5 separate regions of the Homo sapiens genome follow, and regions 2, 3, 4 and 5 are each linked to region 1. Evidence: chromatin loops called from intact Hi-C (ENCODE). Cell type or tissue: heart left ventricle. All regions are shown on one strand. Links, peaks and the distances in the headings refer to the core of each region. The heading gives the core; the rest is flanking DNA.

What was found. A loop is a pair of places that touch in the nucleus more often than their neighbours do. Peaks named below come from ENCODE experiments on the same cell type or tissue, not always from the same donor. Only the 100,000 strongest peaks of a DNase experiment are listed, where the experiment ranks them.
Region 2: a loop joins it to region 1, with 22 times the contacts of the local background. A loop is called at or near these places in 9 of 110 quality-filtered maps.
Region 3: a loop joins it to region 1, with 2.3 times the contacts of the local background. A loop is called at or near these places in 25 of 110 quality-filtered maps.
Region 4: a loop joins it to region 1, with 4 times the contacts of the local background. A loop is called at or near these places in 26 of 110 quality-filtered maps.
Region 5: it touches region 1 in a loop (16-fold over the local background); 25 of 110 quality-filtered maps call a loop at or near these places.

What each region holds. Positions count from the first base shown.
Region 1 is chrX:152,955,976-152,961,915 of GRCh38, reverse strand. ZNF185 (zinc finger protein 185 with LIM domain) reads right to left here. Exons shown (of 25, transcript NM_001395254.1): 19 at 2,020-2,217. Among named protein-coding and RNA genes, the nearest start is that of PNMA5, 35 kb to the left of the region's middle. RefSeq lists enhancers at 2,568-2,697, 2,708-2,757. In heart left ventricle, for the core only: a CTCF peak has its summit at 2,857 (motif pointing left); a DNase peak (open chromatin) is centred at 2,935; H3K4me3 peaks cover 938 bases; H3K27ac peaks cover 271 bases.
Region 2 is chrX:154,532,014-154,537,953 of GRCh38, reverse strand. G6PD (glucose-6-phosphate dehydrogenase) reads left to right here. Exons shown (of 13, transcript NM_001360016.2): 3 at 1,776-1,813; 4 at 1,909-2,017; 5 at 2,569-2,786; 6 at 3,458-3,616; 7 at 3,794-3,919; 8 at 4,285-4,378; 9 at 4,826-5,012; 10 at 5,152-5,387; 11 at 5,492-5,568; 12 at 5,674-5,766; 13 at 5,864-5,940. Among named protein-coding and RNA genes, the nearest start is that of G6PD, 12 kb to the left of the region's middle. RefSeq lists an enhancer at 3,351-3,945. In heart left ventricle, for the core only: CTCF peaks have their summits at 2,738 and 2,941 (motif pointing right); DNase peaks (open chromatin) are centred at 2,933 and 3,277; H3K27ac peaks cover 272 bases.
Region 3 is chrX:153,504,467-153,510,406 of GRCh38, reverse strand. It overlaps BGN (biglycan), which reads right to left. Exons shown (of 8, transcript NM_001711.6): 2 at 5,538-5,786; 3 at 5,057-5,169; 4 at 4,331-4,544; 5 at 3,768-3,878; 6 at 3,484-3,577; 7 at 3,222-3,360; 8 at 861-2,159. The coding sequence starts at 5,775. The coding sequence ends at 1,962. Among named protein-coding and RNA genes, the nearest start is that of ATP2B3, 10 kb to the left of the region's middle. RefSeq lists enhancers at 2,740-2,789, 2,870-2,969. In heart left ventricle, for the core only: a CTCF peak has its summit at 2,684 (motif pointing right); DNase peaks (open chromatin) are centred at 1,921 and 2,696.
Region 4 is chrX:153,664,074-153,670,013 of GRCh38, reverse strand. It overlaps PNCK (pregnancy up-regulated nonubiquitous CaM kinase), which reads left to right. Exons shown (of 12, transcript NM_001366977.1): 12 at 1-281. It also overlaps the pseudogene RN7SL687P. Among named protein-coding and RNA genes, the nearest start is that of PNCK, 6.8 kb to the left of the region's middle. RefSeq lists a silencer at 476-525 and enhancers at 1,735-2,234, 2,235-2,736. In heart left ventricle, for the core only: CTCF peaks have their summits at 565 (motif pointing right) and 1,948 (motif pointing right); a DNase peak (open chromatin) is centred at 1,923.
Region 5 is chrX:153,951,415-153,956,414 of GRCh38, reverse strand. HCFC1 (host cell factor C1) reads left to right here. Exons shown (of 26, transcript NM_005334.3): 16 at 4-224; 17 at 873-2,349; 18 at 2,645-2,808; 19 at 3,457-3,901; 20 at 4,257-4,574; 21 at 4,708-4,826; 22 at 4,928-5,000. Among named protein-coding and RNA genes, the nearest start is that of RENBP, 9.3 kb to the right of the region's middle. RefSeq lists an enhancer at 2,723-2,962. In heart left ventricle, for the core only: a CTCF peak has its summit at 2,864 (motif pointing right); a DNase peak (open chromatin) is centred at 2,894; H3K27ac peaks cover 683 bases.

The DNA of each region.
Region 1 (5,940 bases), core at 465-5,464:
ACAGGCTCTGATCTCTGTCTGGATTCTAATCTCGGTTAGGCCACTTCCTGGCTGCAAAACTGCCAGCAAATTACTTAACCTCCATCTGCCTCAGTTTCTCCATAATAAAAGCACCTCCTTGAGTTGGTGTGAGAATTAAATGAGTGAGTCCACATAAGGCATGCAGAACAGTGCCTGCACATTCTCAGCACACAGCAGGTGCTAATGGTTATTACGATCATGCTTATTCCTTAGTGGACTATGTGCTCTTTGAGGGCGGCTGGATGGGGCCTTAGCCATCGTGTTCACTGTGTACATGGCTGCTCACAGGAGGCTCTTAGTATGCAGCATCTCTAGCCGGCGGCCCATGGCTCCTGGTTATTCCCAAACTCATGGCCACTTTGGGAAAAAAAAATCTCTGGGGAACAAAGGGAGCTCTCAAAAGACACGTGCACCTTCTTTCACCATCATCAACTGCAGCTCCAGGCAGTGATAAAGCAAGGACCTCTGGCCTCACACAGAAAAGGACCAGAGGGAAACTGAGGCTGGCTGCTGGCATGCATCCCATGTGTTAGGTTTGAGAGACCAGAGCCAGGCTGAGGAATGCAAGAGGTCAGCAAAAATTTTCTTTGCTGAGTTCCTTGGCAAGATAAAGCTAGCACAGCCCTCTCCTCACCCTGTTCCTGAAGCCACCCTATCAAAGCAATGGATCATGGCAGGAGAGTGAAGGCAGAGCCAGAATACTTCATTGGCAGGGACAAGATGAGGAAAGACTGGAAGCTGGTCAAGGGAATGACCTGGAACTGGGAGACAGAGAGAGCACAGAGATCACAGCAAGGCAATGGGTCAAAATCAGTTAAGTGGACAGGACGATCGCCACAAAATACCAGAAATAAGGACATCTTGAAAATGCAGCCAGTCCTGCCTCGAACTGGAAGCCTCTACCACATGTCCTGCCAGTGCAAGAGCCAATAGGTGGGTTCCCAGTGACCAAAGCTGGATGTGAGAGCCAGAAAATTCTGTCACAGAGAGGGAGATGAAGTTCACCTGGCAGGAATGGGTAAAATGTCATCAAATCATGGCATTCTCTCCTGCCCTCTAGGCCCTGCCCATGTTGCAATGGCTGTGAAGCACTTCCTGAGACCACACTGTTTCCAGTTCAACAACTCCAGTTTTCCATGGATTTTTGGAAATGACAATTGACAGAATGTTTCAGGATGATATAAAATCTGATACTAGATTGCCTGTAAAAACATTTTCAAAACTCAATTATTTTCAAATGTGAAAAAATATGCTACAAGTCACCTAGGATTTCAAAATTGGGAAAGTTCTTACAGCTACCACAAACATCACAATTGGGTGTGGATCCACACTGATCTACAAAGGCCAGAAGCCAGGAAACTACCACTTTGGGAGACCTGAGCTGCTCACAGAAAAGCACAAGCATCTGGTGTTGTCTGTTCCCTAGTACCTGGCTGTTCCTTGGTTCTTGGTCTCTCTCAGAAAATTCAGAGCCCCTGTTTCCTCAGGCTACTGCTGCCAACTTCTTGCAATCAATGAGCAACCCTGAGTCAGCACTGTGGAGCTACATTACTGTCCAAATCCATGGCCATCCCAGTGCTGATGGCAGTGGAAGAGCTCATCCAACTGGTACAGTTGTTATTTCTGGCAGTGAATCACATCCACACCATGGCACACCTTGCTCAGAGAGTTTCCATCTCCATTAACAGAAAAAGCAACCTATATCCCTCCCCTGACCCAGGTTTCCAGGTTCGAACTGGCTGCCAGACAACCTGGTTCTCTGTGCATCCTTTCTGTGCCAGACTTAGTCTAACAGATTTGATGCTATGGCTCCAAGCTGAAACCCATGAATATCTACCCCTGAGATGCTGGTTTCTCTCCTTCCCTCTGGCTCCTAACCACACTCACCTGCAGAGGATAAACAGGCATGCCTAGTGTGTGGGGGTTTGTCCTGGGTTGCTGCCCTGGACAAAAACACTGGCTCTAGCAGGTAAGGTCCCAGTGCAGTTTGGCTCGTACCTGCTGGTGCAGCTCTCTCGTCTGACGAATTGCTCAGATCCGCTGGGGCTGTTCTGCTGTTCTGGGGTACTGGGATCTGCAGGTTGCTGAGTGGGTACAGCTGGGTCTCCTTGGCCACCTCTTGGGGCTCCAGGCCTGTCCTGCCAGGCCTCTCCGACCTTGGTGGCCACATCCTTCCCCTCAAAATCAGTCAACACGCTGAGGAAGAATAAGACCCTTATGAAGTGAGTGCCCTGAGACTAGACTTTGTTCTCCCATGGCAGGTAGGCTGGCTGTCATGTCTCGTGGACTTGGAGGGACTCATCTCCCCAAGAGTGGGGCAGACAGGAAGGAGGCACAATCCCCACCCCAAGGAGCAGTCAGTCTCCTCCTCAGTAGGACCCCCGCAGTGCTGCTCCTTTCTGACAAGGGCAAAGTCACCTGACGACTTCAATGAGGTGTTAAAAGACATCGTCTTCTGGCTGGAAACACACTGGTATTCTTGTCCCCATCCTCCCACTGCCATCTCTCCTTTCTCCAGTTCTTTCCCGCCTCCGGCCTCTCTAGGAAGACCTAAGCCATTCAGCCTTCTTCCCTGACCATGGTGCTCAAGACCTGTGCGCTGGCCAGGCTCATCAAATACCCGGCAGTCTAGGGAGGAGCTTCTCCCCCAAGCTACCCTGGAGGGCTCGGTAGGGGCAAGGGTAGGGGAGTGCGCACGTGTTGGTCACCAGATTCCCAAATCCGCTGTTGACCCCACAAAGGGGGGAAGGGCCAGGAGAATCCAAAATTTCTTAGGCGGGGCCATTATGAGAACCCTAGACCCATTTGTGATCCTCGAGCGCCATCTGGCGGCAGGAACCGGGACTGCTGCAGAAAAAGCCTCTCCACGGTCGATCTCGCCCAAAACAACCATTTTCTTTGTTGATCGTCTCATTTCCCGGCGAGCACCGCAGGCAGAGTCTGCGGCTGCAGGAAATGGCGGCACGCGCAGGCGTACTCACGCCGGCCGCACCCCGGCCTGTGCACGCACGATCTCAGCGCGCGTGCGTGCACCCGCCCACTTATCGTTGTGACCGCGTAGTTTTCACATGTGGAACCTTCTTGTCTTCTTTATTGGAAGTAGTCATAGCTATTCCTGGAAAGCAATAGCATTTTCATCCCCTGCCCCCCTTTTTTTTTTTTTGAGACGGAGTTTCGGTCTGTCGCCCAGGCTGGAGTGCAGTGGTGTGATCTCGACTCACTGCAACCTCCGCCTCCCGGGTTCCAGAGATTCTGGGACTACAGGCGCCCGCTGCCACGCGTGGCTAATTCTTTGTATTTTAGTAGAGACGGGGCTTCACCTTGTTGGCCAGGCTGGTTGTGAACTCCTGAACTCAGGCAATCCGCCCGCCTCGGCCTCTCAAACTGCTGGGATTACAGGCGTGAGCCACCGTGCCTGGCCATCCCTTTTTTTTTACAGATGAAAAAGTTGACATAAGGGTCCAATTTGCAACTAATAGTAGTCAAAATGGAACTTCCTTGTTCCTGCTGCAGTTCAACCTGATCAGGTGACTCCTGCTACATACACTTTTAGCGTCTCTAAACTTAGTTCCTCCCACCTAACCCCAGCTGCTTCTCTTCCCCTTCCAGCAGCCAAACTCCTTAGAAAGAGCTGTCTACGCTCACTCTTGTCACCTTTTCCTTCCTTTCTTACCATCAACATTCCATGGAACCTATTAATTGCTTCTGGAAAACTGAGTTCCTTCTGGGTTACACATTACGCCCGGGAGGCAGCAAATTCTTACAGAAATGGTGACATCTTACGAAAGATAACTTACAGTGGAACATTCCAAATGAACAACAACACACTGAAGTGCATTTTAAAAAAAAATTCTTTTGTGTTGTGGCTTGGCTCCCGGGGCAATGGTGCAGAGAGCCAGATCACCAGGGCCACTCAGGGAAAGGGAGCCCAGAAGCCTGGCATGCCAGCAAAAGGGTAAATATCTCTTCCCAGTCAGATTTCAGGCTTCTCTCTCTCTGTGCAAACTGATTGTAAAATCACTGTTTATCTCCTCTGTAAAATTTTAATTAATGCAAAAAGGAATTCTGAGGCTGTCTAGTCTTAAGCTGTAGTCAATCTGGTATATTTTGTGCTATAAAGTCGTTTTTCTGTGTCGAGGGGTACCTTAGGATAAAACATGGGCTTGGGCCCCCATAAGCTTGCTGCTCAAGATGGCCCAGCAAGCTGGTCAGTGACAAACTTTGCTGCAGGTCCCTGAAACCAACAAAAAACTGGACAAGGTCGCCATCCTGTTTTATGTCCTTGGGAGCTTGACCTTGTAACCATGTGGCAGTACTTTCTCCTTGTCTCTACCTTCCAGGGAACAGGAATTTTAGGGTTCATATCATAGTTAGTTCTAAAAATTATCTTGACTAGTTAAAAGCCTTTGCAAGCTCAAAATTAACTACTCTAGACTCCTTCTGGGCTCAGTAGTTAAGGTTTTGCCCTTTCACAGTGGCAGTCTGGGTTCGATTCCTGGCTTAGGAAATAAGTCCTTTCTGGTTTAATATCTGCATGACCTTGTCTATACCTTTCTCCTCCATGGACTGTCTTAAATTTTCCTTTGAGCACCTGGGAGTTCGAGACCAGCCTGGCCAACATGATGAAACCCCCTCTCTACTAACATACAAAAAAAAAAAAATAGCCAGACATGGTGGCACACGCCTGTAGTCCCAGCTGCTCCAGAGGCTGAGGCAGGAGAACTGCTTGAACTGGGGAGACAGAGGTTGCAGTGAGCCGAGATCATGCCACTGTCAGCCTAGGCGACAGAACAAGACTCCGTCTCAAAAAAAAAAAAAAAATTAACCTTGTAAAAAATTTTATGTATGATAATACTAAATTTAAAAGGGTATTATTAGGTTTTTCCATAAATTGAACATGGACATAAAAGCACAACAGGTTTTCTTAGAGCACTAATCTGCTCTTCAACAAAAATTGTAAAGGGTTATAAAAGGTTTATAAAATTCTTACCTTATGTTCAAACTGATTAAGATTGAATACATTTGTCTATAAGGTTTTATTTAAGAATTGGGTTTGACATCGATAATGCACTAATGCAACAGTGACATTTGGCTTATTTGGTATAAAAATCATGGGAGGCATTGTCAAAATAAAAATACTGTTTTGTTTTGTTTTGAGACTGAGTTTTGCCCTCGTTGCCCAGGCTGGAGTGCAATGGCATGATCTCTGCTCACTGCAACCTCCACCTCCTGGGTTCAGGCGATTCTCCAGTCTTAGCCTCCCGAGTAGCTGGGATTACAGGTGCATGCCACCATGCCTGGCTAATTTTTCTATTTTTAGTGGAGACAGGGTTTCACCATGTTGGCCAGGCTGCTCTTGAACTCCTGACCTCAGGTTATCCGCCTGCCTCGGCCTCCGAGAGTGCTGGGATTACAGGTGTAAGCCACCGCGCTTGGCCAATAAAAATAATGTTTAATCTTCAGGGTATATTTTTAGTGAATTATATTAATATATATTCCAAAATTATATGGGGTTTCTAAAATTCTAATATGTATATCAAGTGCAGATTATAAAAATTCAGTCATACAGGATTAATGAAAAGATCACTTAGTGAAGTGAGTAGACTCTTCGTCTAGCTCATTCTTTATTTTATTTAATTTAGGCAGTTTGTTTTATGGGGACCTCAGGTAAACAGCATACTTCAAACTCTGGGTATTATCCTACTGGTAGTCATAGTAGTCTCCCCAGTGCACTGTATTCTCTCAAAGGTTTCAAATGTTTGCATGCAGCCATCTCTGAAATGTCAAATGGTCTCTCTTCAACTGGAATAACAAAACTGATTGAAATGTATGATTATGAGGACATCATAACCTATGAATGACATGCTGAGACTGGAAACCTAAAATGATGGTAACTAGGTAACTAAAAGTGGTGCTAAG
Region 2 (5,940 bases), core at 941-5,940, 1.6 Mb before region 1:
TCCCAAAGTGCTGGGGTGTGTGAGTTGTGCCCGGCCTGCTGATATTTCGTGTGGGATTTCTGCATCTGCATGTGTGTGTGAATGAGGCGTATGGGTTTTCCCATGTGCCTTTCTCATCAGGTTTCCGTACCAAGGCTCTGTAGGCCCCATAAGGTGGCTTGGGAAGTGTTCCCCTTTCTTCCTTCTGCAGGAAGAGTTTGCTTCAGGCTGGAATTCTCTTGTGCTTGCATTTTGGTAGAACCCACTGGCAACACTCTCTATGCCAGGGGGTTGTTTCTGTAGGAAGATTTGTGGCCACTGTCCCCTCTCAGGTCCATTGCTCTGTTTTTTGTTTGTTTGAGACGGAGTTTCGCTTTTGTAGCCCAGGCTGGAGTGCAGTGGCTTGATCTTGGCTCACTGCAACCTCCGCCTCCCAGGTTCAAGCGATTCTCCTGCCTCAGCCTCCTGAGTAGCTGGGATTACAGGCATGGGCCACCATGCCCAGCCAATTTTGTATTTTTAGTAGAAACGGTTTCTCCATGTTGGTCAGGCTGGTCTTGAACTCCCGAACTCAGGTAATCCATCCGCCTCGGCCTTCCAAAGTGCTGGGATTATAGGCTTGAGCCACCGCGTCCAGCTGTTTAGTTGTTTTTTTGTTTTTTGTTTTTTGAGACGGAGTTTCACTCTTGTCGCCCAGGCTGGGGTGCAATGGTGCAATCTTGGCTCACTGCAACCTCCATCTCCCGGGTTCAAGTGATTCTCCTACCTCAGCCTTCCGAGTAGCTGGGACTACAGACACCCGCCACCACGCCTGGCTAATTTTTTGTATTTTTGGTAGAGGCGGGGTTTCACCGTGTCAGCCAGGATGGTCTCGATCTCCTGACCTCTTGATCCGCCTGCCTCGGCCTCTCAAAGTGCTGGGATTACAGGAGTAAGCCACTGTGCCCGGCCTATGCCCTTTTAAAAAAGCAACCATGCCAGGGGGTTGTCTGTTTCTATTCGTCTTTTTCAAACACCAATTTCCAGCTTTGTTCATCTTTTCTTTGGGTTAGCTTTTAATTTTATTAATTTTACTTGTCATTATTTCCTATTTTCTTCCTGGTAATTTGGCTTGCAGTTCTATCTTTTTCTCACTTTTTTTTTGGAGATGAAGTCTCACTCTTGTCACCCAGGCTGGAGTGCAGTGGCACGATCTCGGCTCACTGCAACCTCTGCCTCCCGGATTCAAGTGATTCTCCTGCCTCAGCCTCCTGAGTAACTGGGATTACAGGTGCCTGCCACCACACCTGGCTAATTTTTGTATTTTTAATAGAGATGGGGTTTTGCCACATTGGCTGGTCTTGAACTCCTGACTTCAGGTGATCTGCCTGCCTCAGCCTCCCAAAGTGCTGGGATTACAGGTGTGAGCCACCGCATCTGGCCCTTTTTCTCACTTCTTAAGTGGAATGCTTAGCTCCTTATTTTTGAACCACTCTTTTTTGCTAATGTAAGCACTTGAGGTCACGTCTCACAAATGTGGCTACATGGTACTTCTGTCGTCCCTTGGTTCTACTGAATTGAATTTTCAGGTTTTCTCCTGGAACGCAGGAGATGCGTTTATGTCTTCTGGGTCAGGGATGGAGGGCTGGCACAGGCTTGAATCTCGGGGCTCTTCTGTCTGTATATCAGGCAAGACAGACATGCTTGTGGCCCAGTAGTGATCCTGAGTAGTGCCCAGATCACCAAGGGTGGAGGATGATGTATGTAGGTCGTGTCCCCAGCCACTTCTAACCACACACCTGTTCCCTCTGCCACAGGGTGACCTGGCCAAGAAGAAGATCTACCCCACCATCTGGTAAGTGTGTCCCACCACTGCCCCTGTGACCTCCCGCCAGGGACAGGCCTGGTCCTGCCCTGCCCGCACTGGTTACAGCTGTGCCCTGCCCTCAGGTGGCTGTTCCGGGATGGCCTTCTGCCCGAAAACACCTTCATCGTGGGCTATGCCCGTTCCCGCCTCACAGTGGCTGACATCCGCAAACAGAGTGAGCCCTTCTTCAAGGTGGGTGGTGTCAGGGCCTCCCCCAGCCTGGTTCTGCCCTCTCTACCAGCCCCCAGCATGGCCAGCTTCGGGGACCTCCCCCCATCCCATCCCGGGATGCTCTCCTCCTCTCCTGCCCCGCCCCGCCTGCTCTCGTACTTCCTTGAGACCCCCATTACCAGCCCCCGTGACCAGGACCCACAGGTCCCCTCCTGCTGTGCTCTGCTGCGTTTTCTCCGCCAATCATAGTTGGGTGTCATGATTTTGGAGAGAGAGCTTTCTCCAGTGTATTTCTCCCAGGTCAAAATATCCTGAAATCTGGCCTCTGTCCTAAGGCACAGGGGTCCCAGCCTGGGGCAGTGTCTGTGCTGCCTGCTTTGGCCTCCCTCCCTCTGGATGTGCAGAGCTGCTAAGATGGGGCTGAACCCAGTGTGGGACGGGGACACTGACTTCTGAGGGCACCCTCCCTGGACCTCCAGGGAAGACCCTCCACTCCCCTGGGGCAGAACACACACGGACTCAAAGAGAGGGGCTGACATCTGTCTGTGTGTCTGTCTGTCCGTGTCTCCCAGGCCACCCCAGAGGAGAAGCTCAAGCTGGAGGACTTCTTTGCCCGCAACTCCTATGTGGCTGGCCAGTACGATGATGCAGCCTCCTACCAGCGCCTCAACAGCCACATGAATGCCCTCCACCTGGGGTCACAGGCCAACCGCCTCTTCTACCTGGCCTTGCCCCCGACCGTCTACGAGGCCGTCACCAAGAACATTCACGAGTCCTGCATGAGCCAGATGTAAGGCTTGCCGTTGCCCTCCCTTCCCGCCTGCCAGGCTGGCCCAGGCAGTGCTCCCACCACTCTATGAGCGTGTCCGGGGCCGGGGATCTGGGCAGCATCCATGGTGCCGGGGCCATCCCCAGCGGGACCACAAGGTGGCAGCGTTGCTCCACGAAACACCGCCTTTCCGCTCTGCTTCCCCAAAGGCCCGGCCAGGCCGCAGGGTGGCAGCCTTGCTCTGCGAATGCAGCATGGCCCGCGCTGGGTGGTTTCCCAACCCAGCCAGAGGCTCTTGTCCTCTGGCTGGTTTTGAATGCGGGGGTAGTAAAGCAAAGGTCCTCTTCTCATTTTCAAAACCAATGAGGAAGCCATGGCTTGGATGCCTCCTCCCCCTGCTCCCCTACAGGCCTTCAGGCCACTCAGACCCACCGGGGACCCAGCATGAGGCAGGAGGGGAACGGGCCCCCGGCAGCATGCCAGCAATGCCACCCTGGCACCCAGGGTGGGAAGGCTTCCCGGAAGGTGTTGAGCCAGAGGGTCATCTGGGAACACAAGGCACGGGAGGTGGCCACGGGGGCGAGGAGGTTCTGGCCTCTACTCCCCTGGGAGGGCGTCTGAATGATGCAGCTCTGATCCTCACTCCCCGAAGAGGGGTTCAAGGGGGTAACGCAGCTCCGGGCTCCCAGCAGAGGCTGGAACCGCATCATCGTGGAGAAGCCCTTCGGGAGGGACCTGCAGAGCTCTGACCGGCTGTCCAACCACATCTCCTCCCTGTTCCGTGAGGACCAGATCTACCGCATCGACCACTACCTGGGCAAGGAGATGGTGCAGAACCTCATGGTGCTGAGGTGGGGCCAAGCCTGGGCCGGGGGACCAGGGTGGGGGTGGTACTCAGGAGCCTCACCTGGCCCACTGCCTCCCCGAGGACGAATTCCTCCAGAACTCAGACAAGGGTGACCCCTCACATGTGGCCCCTGCACCACAGAGGCCCAAGGTCAGTTCCTCCACCTTGCCCCTCCCTGCAGATTTGCCAACAGGATCTTCGGCCCCATCTGGAACCGGGACAACATCGCCTGCGTTATCCTCACCTTCAAGGAGCCCTTTGGCACTGAGGGTCGCGGGGGCTATTTCGATGAATTTGGGATCATCCGGTGAGAGCTCTTCCTCTCTCCTGGGAGGCTGGCACAGGGTGGCAGAGCCAGTCACCCTGCAGGGCTACTCTTCCCTATCTTGGGGGAGCTCCTCCTCACCCTGCAGTTCAAAACCTAAGTGTCTGAGCTATCAGACCGGGCTGGAAAGGGCTGGACCCCTACACAGCCAAGCACCCCACGGTTTTATGATTCAGTGATAGCATCACCATGTCCTTCCTTGATTTAAGGGGACCTGGAAGACAAGGGGGATCAGGAAGTGAGTCTTGCAGCTTGTCACTAGGAAGCCTTGTTTGGGGTCCCCATGCCCTTGAACCAGGTGAACAGGGCGGGGAGCTAAGGCGAGCTCTGGCCTCTTCCGTCCCCAGGGACGTGATGCAGAACCACCTACTGCAGATGCTGTGTCTGGTGGCCATGGAGAAGCCCGCCTCCACCAACTCAGATGACGTCCGTGATGAGAAGGTAGGGGGTGCACCCCAGTCCCCAGGAGCATGCCCTGTCGCAGGCCCATCTGTGACGAGGCACTGAGCTGGGGTGTGCATGCAGAGCAGGTGTCCTCAACCCCGGAGAAGTCACCACCTCTGAGCACAGCGTGGCCTCCCGGAGGTGACCTGGACTGGCAGTCATGAAGCCCAAGTTGTCATGTCCCAGGCCTGACAGTCACTATGTGACCAGGGAAGGCCATTGCCTCTCTGGGCCTCAGCTTGTTCATCAGAATAGACTCGAGATGGACCAGGGTGGTCCTGGAGGGTCCTCAGGGAGGGGCCCTGAGCTGGGCCTCTGGCAGGGTGAGCAGAGCCAAGCAGGGGCCTCCTCCTGCCCTGAGGGCTGCACATCTGTGGCCACAGTCATCCCTGCACCCCAACTCAACACCCAAGGAGCCCATTCTCTCCCTTGGCTTTCTCTCAGGTCAAGGTGTTGAAATGCATCTCAGAGGTGCAGGCCAACAATGTGGTCCTGGGCCAGTACGTGGGGAACCCCGATGGAGAGGGCGAGGCCACCAAAGGGTACCTGGACGACCCCACGGTGCCCCGCGGGTCCACCACCGCCACTTTTGCAGCCGTCGTCCTCTATGTGGAGAATGAGAGGTGGGATGGTAGGTGATGCCTTCGAGGCCCAGCAAGGCAGAACTGGGCATGCCCTGTGTGCGGGCACTGGAGCTCCCACTGAGACACTCACGCACTGGTCCACACCCTGAGAGAGCTGGTGCTGAGGCTGCCCTTTCCGCCACGTAGGGGTGCCCTTCATCCTGCGCTGCGGCAAGGCCCTGAACGAGCGCAAGGCCGAGGTGAGGCTGCAGTTCCATGATGTGGCCGGCGACATCTTCCACCAGCAGTGCAAGCGCAACGAGCTGGTGATCCGCGTGCAGCCCAACGAGGCCGTGTACACCAAGATGATGACCAAGAAGCCGGGCATGTTCTTCAACCCCGAGGAGTCGGAGCTGGACCTGACCTACGGCAACAGATACAAGGTGCCCTACAGAGAAGGAGCAGTGTGGAGGGTGGGCGGCCTGGGCCCGGGGGACTCCACATGGTGGCAGGCAGTGGCATCAGCAAGACACTCTCTCCCTCACAGAACGTGAAGCTCCCTGACGCCTATGAGCGCCTCATCCTGGACGTCTTCTGCGGGAGCCAGATGCACTTCGTGCGCAGGTGAGGCCCAGCTGCCGGCCCCTGCATACCTGTGGGCTATGGGGTGGCCTTTGCCCTCCCTCCCTGTGTGCCACCGGCCTCCCAAGCCATACCATGTCCCCTCAGCGACGAGCTCCGTGAGGCCTGGCGTATTTTCACCCCACTGCTGCACCAGATTGAGCTGGAGAAGCCCAAGCCCATCCCCTATATTTATGGCAGGTGAGGAAAGGGTGGGGGCTGGGGACAGAGCCCAGCGGGCAGGGGCGGGGTGAGGGTGGAGCTACCTCATGCCTCTCCTCCACCCGTCACTCTCCAGCCGAGGCCCCACGGAGGCAGACGAGCTGATGAAGAGAGTGGGTTTCCAGTATGAGGGCACCTACAAGTGGGTGAACC
Region 3 (5,940 bases), core at 450-5,449, 550 kb before region 1:
CACCTCCTATCCCAGAAAGGAGAAACCTGGGGATGCCAGTGCGCCAGTGCCAGTCCAGCCATAAAGACGCAGTTATGTGTGAGGAGCCAACACGCAGTGCCAGGCTGCCATTCACGCGGGCCCTGCCCACTCTATTTCCGTTGGGAGCCTGGGCTGCCCAGGGAAGCCCCAGGTCCCGCCACCTGCTCTGAGGCTCTTCGTGCAGGGCCGAAGGAAAGTCACAGGCGGTAGCGTTGCTCTGGGGACTGTCCCCCTCCAAGCTGTCCTTTCCAGGACGACCTGTGTCCCCAGCATGCAGGCTTTCCCGGCCCTGACCTGGATCCTCTCTCTGGATGCTGCGTGTGTGGGAATGCCTTGCAGCCCAGGCTCGGCTCTGCCTACACACAGTGTCACCTGCCAGGGGGCTGGCAGGGGAGCCAAGGCCAGGCCAGTGCAAGTGGGTGCACACAGCACCCTGCCCTGGCTCCATTGGGCCCCTTCCCTCCTGTGTCACCCCCTGGGTTTTGGCGGTGCCTCGTTGTGAACCCTAGACTCCATGGAGCTGGGCAGGCCGGGCCCCGCTTAGATTTCCAGGCTCTAGCCTGGCGCCCTGCAGTCGGCGTGCTCTTGGCAAACGCTCCACGCTGAGAGGGCAGGTGCCATTCAGGCCTGGTTGGATTCTGGAGCCGCGTCTCAGGACAGCTGGGGCCATGGAAGTGTCTAGAAGGGAGGGGAAACCTCCCTAGTCCGGGCTAGCCCAGACCTGAGGGTGACGGGGCCCCTCTTCTGAGGGTGACGGGGCCCCTCTTCTGAGGGCAAGGAGCCCAAGGGCCAGGAGGGGCACGGAGAGGCCAGGCCGCCACAGGAGCAGCGCACGGAGCCACGTTGCACGGTGTTTCTTTAATGGAAAGACAGCCACCGACCTCAGAAGCAGCCCCTCCTTGCGCTGGACCAGAAGGATAAGGGGAGACCTAGCCACCAGTGGGCCAGTGGGGGTGAGGGGCTTCTAGGAAAACCGGTGTCTGGGACTCTGGCGGTTGATGGTGTCATCTGCGCGGGATGCTGGGCCTCCACCTCCCAACCTCCTCCGGGACAGTACAGGTTTGGGGGCAAGGCCTGAGCAGGGCAGGCTGGGGAGACTGCTGTCCCTGGGGTTTTGTGGGCAGGGGCTGGGTGCAGGCCGGACAGACAGAAAGCAGTCCCAGCTCAAGGCAGAAGGCCAGAGGGTGTGGAGTGAAAGGGACAGGCGAAGCCAGGTTCGGAGAGATGGAGGGAACAGGCCACCAAGCTCAGAAGCGAGAAAGGTCTGAGGAAGCACAAGACACACACACACACACACACACACACACACACACACACACACACAGAAAGAGAGAGAGAGAGAGAGAGAGAGAGAGAGGAAGGACGGGGAAAGAGAGAACAGAAGGGAGGACTGGTCGAAGGGCCAGTGGAGCAGGGGTCTGGGAGGGACAGGCCATGAACTTGCAAGGGGGCTGAGGGGAGCCGCAGAGTCGGGGAGGGTTGAAAGGCTGGAAATGCATGAGGAGGAGGAACAGAACATGTGTGTCTGGACAGGTGCGGCAGCCCTGGCAGAGCCCACTGTCCCCATTCTTATGGACCGCCTCCTGGCTGCTGACCCAGGGACTGTTCTCCTAGGACTGGAGCCTTGGACACTTGGGTTTGGGAGTGAACGAGAAAAAAGCTTCATGGGGTGCCTCTGGGTGGCTGTGGTGGGAGAGCAGGGGCAGCTCTGAGGCCAAGGGAACATGTGATGGGGGCCGGGCCTTGCGCCCACCTGCACCCTTGGGAGCCAGGGAGAGGCGGTGATGGGGCATCGAGCTGGGGTCAGGGACCCGAGGTGGGGGGCTGGGTTGGACGCAGCTGGGCCCTGGCTTAGCTTCCTGGCTCTGCCTCCCCATCAGGATGTCTGGCTGTGTTCCCCAGAGACCCCCACTGAGGCCCCGCGGTGGCTGCAGCTGCCTCTACTTTTTGTAGTTGCCAAACTGGATGGCCAGGCGGTCAGTGACGCAGCGGAAAGTGGCCGGCTGCACCTCCCAGTAGGGCACGGGGTTGTTGAAGAGGCTGATGCCGTTGTAGTAGGCCCGCTTCACCCCGAAGCCCATGGGACAGAAGTCGTTGACACCCACTTTGGTGATGTTGTTGGAGTGCAGATAGACCACCTGAAGGCAGAGAGGCCGGGTCACGGCAGGCCTCCCTCCCTCCACGCCAAGCCCGCTGCCTCCAGGAGGCATTTTGCTGTTGCCTCTGCACCCTACTTCAAGGGCCACACCAGAGGCTCCCCGTTGTTGGGAGGAGCAAACCAAGGCATGGGCGTGTTATTTGTGTGGGTGTCAGCCAGGATTAAGGCACTGGATGTGACCAGGGACAAGGATGAGGGTCTCAGGTGGGTCAGGTTGAGGACATGTGGGGGCGGGGCTGGGGTAGAGGTGTGTTTGGTGGTGTGAGGTGGAGGAAAGGTGGCCTGAGCCTCGGGGGAGCACCCTCACACTCCATGGGGCATGAGAGGAGAAAGAGCCCTTGGGATGCCCTCCTCTTTCTTCCAGTCAGCAGAGGAGCTCGCCCTCTAGCAGCCCCTCCAACTCTCTGGAGCCACCGTCTTGCTGTCTCTGGGAGGAGCGGAGGTGGGCAGGCGAGGCGCCTGCTGGGTTGGGCTGGGAGCCCAGTGCTGGTGAACATGACAATGGCCACTAGAGGGCGCACTCGGCCCAGCATGGGCATGGCCTGCGCGGTGCTGGCTCGCAGCTGGTGCGGATGGGGGTGCTCCAAACACTTGTGGATGGAGCAGGGCTGGGCAAGACCAAGATCACCCACCTGGTTGCGGGCCAGGCCAGGGATGGAAGCTCCCGATAGAATCCCAGGCAAGACCCTGCTCCCCCTCGTCAGCCTACTTCCTGCCCTGGGCGGTCACTGTCTTGGCACAGATCTGTGCACTCCCACGCCCACAGTTTCTCGACTCCCTGGACTCTGCCACATCTTTCTGGTGTCCGACCCACCTGGAGACCCTCGGGTCCAAGAGCTACCAGGCTGCCTTGCTCGGTATCCACCATGGAGCCCCTGCTCCCTGCCTCCTCAGCACCAGCTGGGAGCATCAGGACCGCTCCCTTGCAGATGCCCAGAGCCGGTCGGGAAGGAGGGCCAGGGGACTGAGGGACTGCCCGGGGACACACACGCCTCCCCCAGCCCAGCCTTAGGGAACCTGGCTGTGCATGCCCAGCTCTCACCTGGAGGAGCTTGAGGTCTGGGAGCCCTGAGGGCACCCTGGCCAACTTGTTGTTGTCCAAGTGGAGCTCCCGGAGGGTGGGCAGGAAGCTCAGGCTCCCGTTCTCGATCATCCTGATCTGGTTGTGGCCTAGGCCCAGCCTGTGAGCGGGAGAATGACACGGACTCAAAGGCTGGAGGTAAGGATGGGGGGCTGGGCGCGAGGGGCCACACAGCACTGAGGGACTCTGGCATCACCCTTGGGCGGTGCCCTGCTGGCCTCACCTGTACAGCTTGGAGTAGCGAAGCAGGTCCTCCAGTTCGATGGCCTGGATTTTGTTGTGGTCTAGGTGGAGTTCATTCAGGGTCTCAGGGAGGTCTGCCAGGAGAAGAGGGCACAGGGGAGAATGCAGGTGCTGAGGGCAGGGGCCCTAGCTCTGCCCCAGGTGGCGGGAGGGGACTGTTGAGCCTTTCCCTGAGTAGATCGGGCCCATCCAGAGCCCCCACCCTGGCCATCTGTGCTGTTGGGGGTGAGGCAGGCAGGCGTGCAGGAAGAGTGGGCTTCCTACCTTTGGGGATGCCAGTCAGCTTGGCCTCTGAGATGCGCAGGTAGTTGAGCTTCAGGCCATCGAAGGCTCCAGGTTCAAAGCCACTGTTCTCCAGTGGGTTCCCGCCCATCTCTAGGGGAGAGACCTCATTAGCCCGGGAGCCTGGTGGTCCCTGCACAGCCCTGGGTCCTGTCACTTCCGGGCCAGTGTGGTGGGCCCTGCTACCTGCCGGCTGCTCCCGTCTCCTGAAAGCAGTTCTGCTAATTTACCGGGCTAATTGCAAACTCCTAGCTGTTCAGGACTGCTAGCCCCAGGACTGCTAGCTCCAGGGGCAGCAAGAGGAAAGGGAGGAGTGCCAGAGATGAAGATGGGGCTCCCGGAAGCCACCCGGCCCCTCTGGCCCAGTCTTCTCTTTAGCCGTGGTGATCGCCTGCATGGAGGATTTGCCAAGAAATCCATGGATTTTCTTTTGACCGTTCTCACCATACTCTTTCTTGAACTGAGCCTCTAAAGGTATCCCTTGGTCTCCCTTCCCCATGCCTCGAGACAAGGCTCTGGAATGTTCTGGGAGGCCCTCAGCTCACCGATGCAGTTCATGTTCCGGAGCCCGCTGAACACTCCCTTGGGCACCTTGCGGATGCGGTTGTCGTGGATGCGGAGCTCCACCAGGGAGCTGGGTAGGTTGGGCGGGATCTCCACCAGGTGGTTCTTGGAGATGTAGAGCTTCTGCAGCTTCCGCAGTGGGCTGAAGGCCTTCTCATGGATCTTGGAGATCTTGTTGTTCACCAGGACGAGGGCCTGAAGCAGGGTGGGCGGAGGAGGTGAAGGCACAGACTCCCCACCCCACCCGCCCCTCTCTCCTGCCTTCCTGTGCCTCCCCAGCCCACTGGGCCTCGAGGAGGTTCAGTCCATGCTTGTGAGCAGAGTGCAGGGCAGGAGGCAGCACCCAGGCCCGGTCCTGAGCCCCAGCAGTGCCACCACTGCCTTGCCGCTCCAAGCCTCAGTTTCCTCACACGCACACTGGCTACAATGAAATCCGTTCTCCTCTGTTGCTGGGAGGAGTGGACGTGATGAAACGTTTTCAGCCACGAAGGGAGCCGAACTGAGCGATCCGGTCCTGCAGCTGTGGTTGCTCAAACCCACATGAGTGAGCCGCAAACCCGGGAGCTCCCATCACGGCTGGCTCCAGGCTTCACCCTGAAGCCCCACGAGTCCCCGAACCCCTCTCATACCCCACACGTCCACGCACATGCACCCACCCGGACCCCTGCCCTCTGCTGTAGGCCTGCTGGTTCCTCCCAGCTCCTTACGTAGAGGTGCTGGAGACCCTTGAAGTCATCCTTGCGGAGCTCGGAGATGTCGTTGTTCTGCAGGTCCAGCAGCGTGGTGTCAGGGGAGATCTCTTTGGGCACAGACTTCAGACCTAGGGGCCCCACCCCCATCACCAGCATGAACTTGAGACCTAGGGGCCCCACCCCCACCACCAGCATGAACTCGAGACCTAGGGGCCCCACCACCATCACCAGCATGAACTTGGAGCCATCCAGCCGACTAGCCCCACTGGTAGGGAGGACCGGGGACACACACACAGGGACACTGACGGGCACACGGGGATGCCACCACAAGTGGGCACAAACTGCACAGCTCACAGCCAGACGGCTGGACCCCTCCTACACTTACATCATGCTCGCCACCGTCCCACAGGACCAGCATGTGTCCCCTTCAGAAGGGGCTCTCAGGCTGCACCTGAGCCTCCCTGCATGCCCCGCTCCCCATCACTCAGGGACAAACCCAGGTCGGAGCACTGAACCACCCGCAGGTGGCAGTGGCAGCCGAAAGGACACATGGCGCTGTAGGTGGGTGTGACAGAGTCCGGGTCCAGGACGCCCGAGGTGTCAGCGCCCGAAGCTTCCTCATCGTTCATCATGAATGGCCCATCGTCCAGGGTGAAGTCCCAGAAGCCTCTCTGCTCAAAGGGCAGGGCCTGGCTCAGGGCCAGCAGAGACACGAGGCGCCACAGGGGCCACATGGCGGATGGACCTGGGGGAAGAGGCGAGGGGATCATCAGCACCAGCACCCACCTGTCTTCTCCATGCCAGGGGCTGGTGTTCCGCGTGTGTGGTGGCACTGCGTTCCCATCCCTCACCAGGGACGGCCAGACCCTGGAGCGGGAGGCGGAGAGGGCGGAGTGTGG
Region 4 (5,940 bases), core at 1-5,000, 710 kb before region 1:
TGTGGCGCATGGCGCTGGGGTTGGAATGGGGCACCCCCAAGTCTGTCCCCAGGCTCTGCCCTGCCTGGGGGCAGTGGCTCCCCTCCCCTGTTGCCTCTCCCGCCCCTGCCCCCCCCGCCCCGCCAAAAGCCGAGGGGGTGCTGGCAGGCGGGCCTCAGGGGCTGTCTTTCCTGCACGGCTGTTGTGTGCTTCGCTGAGTGTGGGTGGTCCTGCTTGTGTCATGGTCATGGCCTTCCAGCCCCCTCCAGTTTTCCCCAAACCAATAAAGAAAGATACAGCAATGGGCCAGTGGTGACCTGGGGGTGCGGCGAGTGTGGAGGGGACCTGGTCACTTGTGGGAAGGAAACCAATGAGAGCCTGCCACACGGCTTCGCCCACTGCCACCTGAACCTCTGCTTCCCCAGACAAGTTTCCAACTGTCCAAAAACTTCCTGTCCCCTCCCCCCAAAGCACCAACAAGTGGCAGCGTGGCCGGGCAGCTCTGCCACCCCAGAGGTGTAACTGCCCAGCCTTGGGGTCCTGGGACAAAGTGGAGGCAGCGCACGCCTGCTGGGCTGCCAGCAGGGGGCGCAGTCAGGAGGCTGAGTGCTGGCTCCAGACCCCCAGGGATGTGCTCCAGTGCCCCTGCCATGCAGGGCCGGGCCTGGGGTGCCTCAGCCAGGTGCCTGGGACTGGGAAGGGCTCACAGGTGCATGGAGGGCGACCAGAGCCCAGGACTGTCACCTTCCATCCCTCCCTCCCTTCCCTTTCTTGATGGCCAGAGGCCATCTTGTCGAGCAGAAGAGTAGGGGACCCCAGGGTCAGGGGGTGAGAGGAGCTCCTTGTCCAGGAGAGGGCGACACAGGGCCCTCTTCCCCTCTGCTGTGCGGGGGCTTTGGAACCCTCAGGCTCCAGGCTGGGGTAGACCTGGGCTGGCAGCTGGGGCTCTGGGAGCAGTGGCAGCTTGGCGGTGGCTTCTGAAGTGGAGAGCCGTGGCCTGTCCTCTGGTCTGAGTGGCCCCAGCCCCACCAACCTCCATTTTGGAGGGGCCAGGGCTCCAGAGCCCTGCCTTGCTGGGTCCCAAAGCTCTGCTGGCCCCTCTAGGCCTTTCTCTTGGGCCCATCAGGGGAAGACCCCTAGAGCCACTTCTTGGCCCCAGCGAGAGTTCCAGGCAAGCTGGCCACCCCTCCCTCCACTCTGAGACCCTTGCTCCCTGCCAGCCCTCAGAGTGTAAGCCTGATGACCCATGGCTTGACTGGCGAGAATGGTAGAGAAGATCACTCTCCTTGTTGAACTTTGGGCCCCAAAGGGAGGCGGTGAGGCTCAAACCAAGGCTGGCCTGGGTCTTGTGGGTGAAGGCTGGAGTGGGGTTCAGGGTTGGAGCCAGGGGACCTGGCTTCCACCAGGGAGAGCAGGCTGGAGGTGGGTGGGCAGCCTCCTCCTCCATCCCCACAGCCGCTCCCAGGCCATCCTTCGCTCCAGGCTTTGGGCCCCACAGGGGACCTCAGTCAGCCAGTACCACGGCTTCCTCGCCTCCAAGACCTGTCCCACCTGCCCTCACCCCTACGTGGGGCCTTGTTGCCTGTGGGCACCCCTGCTGTGGGCCCCCCTTCCCATCTTCTCTGTTGTTCACACTGGACTCCCACGATACCTACTTGCTGTTGTTTTGGTCAGATGTTGACTGAGCCTCTACTCTGGGCCAGGTGCTGGGCACTGACCTGGGCCTATCAGAAGAGGCGCCTGCCCTCCAGGAGGACGCCCTCTATTGGAGGGGTGGTTTTACGGGGATGATAAAAATGATCTTTGTGGGTCTGGGAGCAATGAGCAGGAGTGCCAGAGCCAGCCTTACAGAAGAAACCGGCACTCGCTCAGAACAGCCAGCTCTTCCAGTCCAGGCACGTGGCCAGATCGCTTCGGCTTGGAGCTTAAGCCAGCTCTGGGCTGCCTTGACACAGGGTGCAATATGGCCTCCCGTCAGCAGGGGGAGCCACGGCCCCATCTTTAGACGTCCATTAGCCTCCCTAGTTCCTTCAGCACCCTGGGCAGCCTCTCAAATCCATTCCTCTCCGCGACTGCCCCTACCCCACACCCTGCAAATCCTGCCTTGGGGAAGTCCAACCTTGGGGGAGAGGTCCTGCCCATCTGTGATAGGGGCGAGAGGGGGAACCCCCAGGTCAAGCAGAGGCGGCACCCCTCCTTCATCCCTCCGAGACCGCATATGAGGAAGGCAGTTTGGGTCACCTAGGCAGTGGGATGGCAGCCTGGGAGAGAGAAAGGACTGGTTTAGCCAAAGGCAAAAGGTGGTGTGTGTGTGTGAAGTGATGGCAAGGGAGCTGTGCTGGACACTGTGAGGGCTTCTCAGGCTCAGGGCTGGTGCTGAGGCTGGCAGCAAGAGGAACGGGCCAGACCAAGCCTGGCAGGGGAAGGAGCTGGAGCTGTAGTCTAGGAGCAGTGGGGAGCCATCGAAGGGGTTTGTAGCCAGAGAGCATCCTTGCCCAGTGTGGGTTAGGTGCTGAGCCGGGGCCGGCTGCTAGGAATTGGGGTGTCTGGAACCAGACCAGAATTGAGGGTCAGGGGAACCCTGGTGGGCATCACAAAAGGAAGCTGTCTCTGCTGTTCTGGGCCACACAGGGTGGGTCACGTGCTCTATCTTGAAGCAAACCTGTGGGTAGCGGAGTTTCAAGGGAAGCTCAACCTGTGGGTCCACCCTAGGGACAGGGAGACACGGAGGTGGTCCTAGGAGCTCTTTGGGAGTCATGTGGACAGGTCTTGGTGATGGGTTGCAGGTGGGGAATGAAGCGGGGGGATCCAGGTAGATCATGTTTCTGGCAGCAGAACATTCATCAAGAAGAGTTCAACGGGCATTACTTTGGGGGAGGAGTAATGAGATTGATTCTGGATGTGGTGAGTTCGAGGTGCCTGACGGGCATGAAAGTAGACTTACTTTTCACCCTTCTCTTTGCAAATATGTATCTAGCATTGTATCTGGTATTTCTGGAAGGCTTATTCCTTTTAATAAAAAGAACACTGATCCCTCGAGCCCAGGAGTTCGAGACTAGCCTGGGTAAGATGGCGAGAACCCACCTTTACAAAAAAAAAAAAAAAAAAAAAGCATGCTAGTAACGACTCTTTATTGAAGAGCTTTCCATGTATTAACTTGAACCTCACCTGTGAGATAGCTGCTATCATGATCATCATCCCCACTTCACATATGGAGAAACTGAGGCATACAGAGGCTAAGTGAGCCAAAGCCATACAGCTTGTGGCACAGTGAGGATTTGAACCCACACTCTGCCACTGCATCCTCTTGCTTGCATCCATGCAAGCGAGGTCTTGCTTGGGACATGATTGTGTGGGGAATTGAAGAAAACAAGGCGGCATTCTTTCCCCACTTCTCTTTGTGAATGCAAACTCTGTGTGTCTGAAGGAAAGAGAACCCTGGGCTGGGGGAACCCACGCTGGATTTGAGTTGGGGTCTTGCAGATGGTTTGTGTTGCCATTTTTTTTTTTTTTTTTACGAGATGAGGTCTCACTGTGTTGCCCAGGCTGGAGTGCAGTGGCTATTCACTTCACAAGTGTGATCCTACTACTGATCAGCACACGAGTTTTGACCTACTCCGTTTCCGACCTGGGCTGTTTCACCCCTCCGCAGGCAACCTAGTGGTCCTCTGCTCCCAGAATATTGATGCTGAACTTAGTACGGACACCTGATGGACATAGCACACTACAGCCCAGAACTCCTGGGCTCAAGTCATCCCCAACCTCCCGAGTAGCTAGGACTACAGGTGTGAGCCACCATGCCACCTGGCTTGTGTTGCCTTTAAGCTCCTCTGTGCCTCAATTTTATGTCCTGTTAAGTGGGAACCAGGGAGGTCTTTGCACAGTGGTGGAAATGGGGCATGGGAGCTGGGCCCTACAAAGATCCCTTTGGAGTTCGGTGTGAGCGATGGCCTGGAAGTGGGGCAGGGCAGGGCTGGTGGCTGGGAGACAAGCCTGAACCATGTGGAGAACAAGGCAAGAGATGTGGGACTACTGGAAAGATGGAGCTTGGTCATCGACTCAATGGGGGTGGTGGGGGGGTTGTGAGGGAGTTGAGGATGCTGCCAGGGAACCCGGGAGAGCAACAGGTCTGTTGAAGAGACGAAGTGACCAAGTCGGGCCCCCTGGCCAGGCGGTGGCTGAGTTGGCACTATAAGCCACATGTTTCTTCCTGCCAGGCACTGTCTGGGCATGTGGCAACCATGTTCTCCACCCCACCCCAGCTTCATCCACGGATCCCTATCACTAGCCCCAACACCAGGTGGGCAAGATAAGAAGTATGGAATGTTTCAGAAATAACAAAGAATCCCGTCTGGTTGAGGGAGGTTGTGAGAGGAGGTGGGTAGAGATCAGCCTGGAAAGTGAACTTTCTCAAGAGGGCACTGGGAGCCACGGACGTTTTAAACAGAACAAGTGACAGGATCTGATTTTTGCTTTAAGATAATTTTTCAATATTTTTCAACCCTATTATCTGCCCCCTTTTGAGAAATAGAAAAAGCCCATGCTTACTATCATGCTGGTCTTTAAAAAACAAAAGCTCATGCCCATCTCTCCAGAGCTCCTCCCTCACACCCCGTGGAGATTTCCACAGTTTCCCTCACCCCAGGGAACCAAGTCTTTCCTCACATGATGTCCTGAGTAGAGGCTCAACTGCTTTTTGCCAGTTTCTCCTTGTAGTTCTTTCAATTATTGCTTTATGTATTTATAAGTTATGTTATTCAGTGTATTTGAGTTTAGAATTGGTATGTATTTTAGGTAAGTTGAATATTTGATCAAAATATAGTGATATATGTTAATACTAGCAATGATTTTCCCTTATAGTCTACTTGGTCTGATATTAACATAGCAACTATAACTTTTTTTGGTTAACATTTAACTGGTATAGTTTTTTCAATCCTTTTCCGTTCAAATTAAAAATTTGTTTTTATTGAGATACAATTCACATACCATAAAATTCACCCTGTAAAACGTACAATTCAGCAGTGTTTAGTATATTTACAGTGTTTTGCAGCCATCACCACCATCTAATTCCAGAACATTTTGATCACCCCAAAAGGAAACCTTGTACACATTTGCAGTAGCTCCCCATTTACACACCGCACCCCCCCCCACCAGTGCTTGGCAACCACTAATTGACTTTCTATCTTTGTGGATTTGCTTATTTCAATATTTCAAATAAATGGAATCATACCATACATGGGCTTTTGTGTCTGGCTTACTCTTACTATGATGTTTTCAGGGTTCATCCATATTGTAGCATGGATCAGTACTCCATTCCTTTTTACAGCTGAAGAATATTTTATTGTATGGATAGACCACATTTTATTAACTATCGATGGACATTTGGGTTGTTTCCACTTTTAGCTGTTGTGAATAATGCTGCTATGAACAACTGTGTGCAAGTTTTTGTGTGGATGTGGATTTTCAATTGTCTTGAGTATATACCTAGGAGTAGAATTGCTGGGCCATATGATAACTCCATGTTTAACTTTTGAAGGAAATGCCAAGCTGTTTTCCAAAGCAACGGCACCATTTTACATTCCCACCAGCAATGCGTGAAGTTCAAATTTCTCTCCATCCTTGTCAACACTTGTTATTGTGTGTGATTTTTAAAATAGCCATTCTAGTGTGTGTGAAATGCTATCTCATTGTGGTTTTGATTTGTATTGCTCTAATGACCAATGATATTGAGCATCTTTTCATGTATTTATTATTTATATATCTTATTTGGAAAAATGTTCATTCGAAACTTCTGTTCTTTTTTTAATTGGATAATTCATCTTTTAATTGTTGAGCTGTAAGGGTTCTTTATGTATTCTGGATATTAGATCCTTATCAGATATATGATTTGTAAATATTTTCTCCCATTCTGTGGATTATCTTTTCACTCTTTGATAGTGTCTTTTGATGCACATGGGTTTT
Region 5 (5,000 bases), core at 1-5,000, 990 kb before region 1:
CAGGTGTCACGACCCTAGGCACAGTGACAGGCACCGTCTCCACCAGCCTTGCCGGGGCGGGGGGCCACAGCACTAGTGCTTCCCTGGCCACGCCCATCACCACCTTGGGCACCATTGCCACCCTCTCAAGCCAGGTGATCAACCCCACTGCCATCACTGTGTCGGCCGCACAGACCACGCTGACAGCGGCAGGCGGGCTCACAACCCCAACCATCACCATGCAGGTAGGGCAGGGCCTGAGGCCACGTGTGGGCGAGGGACCCCACACAAGTGGAAGCACGTGAGGCTCACGCCGTCCGTCCACAGGCCTTTCCTTCCTGGTGTTGCGCTGCTGCCGGGTGCAGCCATGGCAGGCCTTTCCTCACCTGGGGCATTTTCCCTGGTGTCACATGGTCCCTGTGTCATAGTCCGTGGTTTGGCTGTCATGGTTTGGCCATGCCTGGTGTTTGAACACCGGGTTCTTCCTCTCGCAGTGTTCTACAGGACGCCGCAGCTCGTCTGCATGTGTGTGCAGTGTTCTGTTCATACATATTAAGGAAAACGGTGAAACGTTTGTTGTTGGCCTTTGAGCATTGAGGGGGATTTCCATTCTCTGACAAAGGACTTGACTTCAGCCAGCCTCCTGCCTTCCCCTTGCCCTGTCCTCACAGCCTCTTCCTCATCCCAGTTGCCTTTGAGGCAAAGTGGTGCCTCTTCCCTGGCCTCTGAGCAAGTCAGTGTCTTGGGGGCAGGGGTGAGTGGGTCTTACGTCTGCCAGGGCCGTTGAGAAGTGGTCAGTGGTCCCAGCCTGTGTGGTGACAGTGCAGGACAGTGGGAGGGACAGGCAGACAGCCAGCTGCAGCACTAACTCTCCTCCTCGTGTGTCTCCCCAGCCCGTGTCCCAGCCCACCCAGGTAACTCTGATCACGGCACCTAGTGGGGTGGAGGCCCAGCCTGTGCATGACCTCCCTGTGTCCATTCTGGCCTCCCCGACTACAGAACAGCCCACCGCCACAGTTACCATCGCCGACTCAGGCCAGGGTGATGTGCAGCCTGGCACTGTCACCTTGGTGTGCTCCAACCCACCCTGTGAGACCCACGAGACTGGCACCACCAACACGGCCACCACTACTGTTGTGGCTAACCTTGGGGGACACCCCCAGCCCACCCAAGTGCAGTTCGTCTGTGACAGACAGGAGGCAGCTGCTTCTCTTGTGACCTCGACTGTGGGCCAGCAGAATGGTAGCGTGGTCCGAGTCTGTTCGAACCCGCCCTGCGAGACCCACGAGACGGGCACCACCAACACCGCCACCACCGCCACCTCCAACATGGCCGGGCAGCATGGCTGCTCAAACCCACCCTGCGAGACCCACGAGACGGGCACCACCAACACTGCCACTACAGCCATGTCGAGCGTCGGCGCCAACCACCAGCGAGATGCCCGTCGGGCCTGTGCAGCTGGCACCCCTGCCGTGATCCGGATCAGTGTGGCCACTGGGGCGCTGGAGGCAGCCCAGGGCTCTAAGTCCCAGTGCCAAACCCGCCAGACCAGCGCGACCAGCACCACCATGACTGTGATGGCCACCGGGGCCCCGTGCTCGGCCGGCCCACTCCTTGGGCCGAGCATGGCACGGGAGCCCGGGGGCCGCAGCCCTGCTTTTGTGCAGTTGGCCCCTCTGAGCAGCAAAGTCAGGCTGAGCAGCCCAAGCATTAAGGACCTTCCTGCGGGGCGCCACAGCCATGCGGTCAGCACCGCTGCCATGACCCGTTCCAGCGTGGGTGCTGGGGAGCCCCGCATGGCACCTGTGTGCGAGAGCCTCCAGGGTGGCTCGCCCAGCACCACAGTGACTGTGACAGCCCTGGAGGCACTGCTGTGCCCCTCGGCCACCGTGACCCAAGTCTGCTCCAACCCACCATGTGAGACCCACGAGACAGGCACCACCAACACCGCCACTACCTCGAATGCAGGCAGCGCCCAGAGGGTGTGCTCCAACCCGCCATGCGAGACCCACGAGACGGGCACCACCCACACGGCCACCACCGCTACTTCAAACGGGGGCACGGGCCAGCCCGAGGGTGGGCAGCAGCCCCCTGCTGGTCGCCCCTGTGAGACACACCAGACCACTTCCACTGGCACCACCATGTCGGTCAGCGTGGGTGCCCTGCTTCCCGACGCCACTTCTTCCCACAGGACCGTGGAGTCTGGCCTAGAGGTGGCGGCGGCACCCAGCGTCACCCCCCAGGCTGGCACCGCGCTGCTGGCTCCTTTCCCAACACAGAGGGTGTGCTCCAACCCCCCCTGTGAGACCCACGAGACGGGCACCACTCACACGGCCACCACTGTCACTTCCAACATGAGTTCAAACCAAGGTAAGTGAAGGTGGCCAGCCTGGCTTTCATGGTCTCCCAGCCCCCCAGGCTGAAAGGCCAAGACAACGATGGCGGGGGTCCGTCCAGAGTCCACCAGTCAGGCTCCTTGGCACCCAATTTACCAGTGGGGAGAGCTGGGGCGTCCTGGCTGTACCTGAAGCAGACAGAGGTCTCCAGGAGCCTGTCCTGCCTTATCTGGCCCTCCCCTTGGTGGTAGAGGAAGCCTGTGGTGGTCAAGCCAAGTACAGGCCGGGGGGGCTCCTGCTGAGCAGCCGCCTGCCTGTCGCCCCCACAGACCCCCCACCTGCTGCCAGCGATCAGGGAGAGGTGGAGAGCACCCAGGGCGACAGCGTGAACATCACCAGCTCCAGTGCCATCACGACAACCGTGTCCTCCACACTGACGCGGGCTGTGACCACCGTGACGCAGTCCACACCGGTCCCGGGCCCCTCTGTGCCGGTAAGAGCCCAGGGGGCCGTGTTCTTCCCCGCCTTCCCGGCCTACGCCCGTGCAGTTCCACACTCAGACGCCAGATGTCGCTCTTGTACCAGGCATGGGGCCGCTCCTGGTCCCTTTTCCGGACCATAAAAGGGCAGCCTCGGTGCCTGCTGCGGCAGGAGGCAGGAGCCTCACCGTCCCCCGCATCTCTGGGGCGCTTTTATTTCTGGGACTGGTTCTCATCGCGTGTCACTTCACCGCAGCCTGTATAAGACATGGCGGGGGTCTGAGTGCCCATTTGTCCAGGCCAGGGTGACTGAGGACGGGTTAAACCTGACCGGGGGTCTCAAGGGCCTTTCTCCTCATGCTGGTCAGAGAACCACTGTCCCCTCCCTATTTAACATGGGCTGGAGCTGGCCCATCAAGAATGAAAACTTAGGCCCACAAGGAAAGGTGAGGGCTGGCTTGCTTCTCAGCCCTGCTGCCTGGCTCTGGCCCCTCTCCTCCCCTCTGACAGGGGCTTCTCTCCCTTTCTAGAAGATCTCATCAATGACTGAGACTGCCCCAAGGGCTCTGACTACTGAAGTCCCCATCCCGGCCAAAATAACAGTGACCATAGCCAACACAGAAACTTCTGACATGCCCTTCTCTGCTGTTGACATCCTGCAGCCCCCAGAGGAACTCCAGGTGTCGCCAGGTCCTCGCCAGCAGCTGCCGCCACGGCAGCTTCTGCAGTCGGCTTCCACAGCCCTGATGGGGGAGTCCGCCGAGGTCCTGTCAGCCTCCCAGACCCCTGAGCTCCCGGCCGCCGTGGATCTGAGCAGCACAGGGGAGCCATCTTCGGGCCAGGAGTCTGCCGGCTCTGCGGTGGTGGCCACTGTGGTGGTCCAGCCACCCCCACCCACACAGTCCGAAGTAGACCAGTTATCACTTCCCCAAGAGCTAATGGCCGAGGCCCAAGCTGGCACCACCACCCTCATGGTAACGGGGCTCACCCCCGAGGAGCTGGCAGTGACGGCTGCTGCAGAAGCAGCTGCCCAGGCCGCAGCCACGGAGGAAGCCCAGGCCCTGGCCATCCAGGCGGTGCTCCAGGCCGCGCAGCAGGCCGTCATGGGTGAGTGCCGGTGCAACCCTGGGGAAGCCGGGCCGCTCGGGGGAGCAATAGGCCGCGGAGACAGCCTGGGAAGAGGAGCCCATTTCCCTCGAGGGTGGCATGAGCCAGATGTGATGGGGAGGACGAGCACAGGGGACCCCAGGCAGGCCAAGTAGTAGAGACTGCCGTGTAGAACAGGCTGGCTGGGGTTAGCGCCTGGGAAACAGGCAGGGCCCCTCGGCCAGGGCTTAGCCTACAGTGGAGCACGGTAGGAGGTGGACGGGGTCTCTAGGACAGGCTTTGGGGGCCTCCGCCCGGGCTGCCCGCTTCTGGCCAGCCTTCCTAGTAAGTAGTGTTTCTCTCGACCCTGGAGCAGGCACCGGCGAGCCCATGGACACCTCCGAGGCAGCAGCAACCGTGACTCAGGCGGAGCTGGGGCACCTGTCGGCCGAGGGTCAGGAGGGCCAGGCCACCACCATACCCATTGTGCTGACACAGCAGGAGCTGGCTGCCCTGGTGCAGCAGCAGCAGCTGCAGGAGGCCCAGGCCCAGCAGCAGCATCACCACCTCCCCACTGAGGCCCTGGCCCCTGCCGACAGTCTCAACGACCCAGCCATTGAGAGCAATTGCCTCAATGAGCTGGCCGGCACGGTCCCCAGCACTGTGGCGCTGCTGCCCTCAACGGCCACTGAGAGTAAGCGACTGAGGGCGAATTGGTGCTGGGGTGGTGGGGGCACCCAGGGAGGTGAGGGCAGGACGGGAGGCTCGGTCTCACTTGGGAGCCAGGTTTCCCGAGTCTTTCCCGCTGACACCTTCTTTCTTCCTAGGCCTGGCTCCATCCAACACATTTGTGGCCCCCCAGCCGGTTGTGGTGGCCAGCCCAGCCAAGCTGCAGGCTGCAGCTACCCTGACCGAAGTGGCCAATGGCATCGAGTCCCTGGGTGTGGTGAGTCGGGTGTGTTGGGGCTCCTGAGTCCGTGGCCTGGGGGGCAGCACTGCCTCTAGGTGCTGAGGGCCTGATCTCGTCGCACCGATTCTGTCTTGCAGAAGCCAGACCTGCCGCCCCCACCCAGCAAAGCCCCCATGAAGAAGGAAAACCAGTGGTTTGATGTGGGAGTCA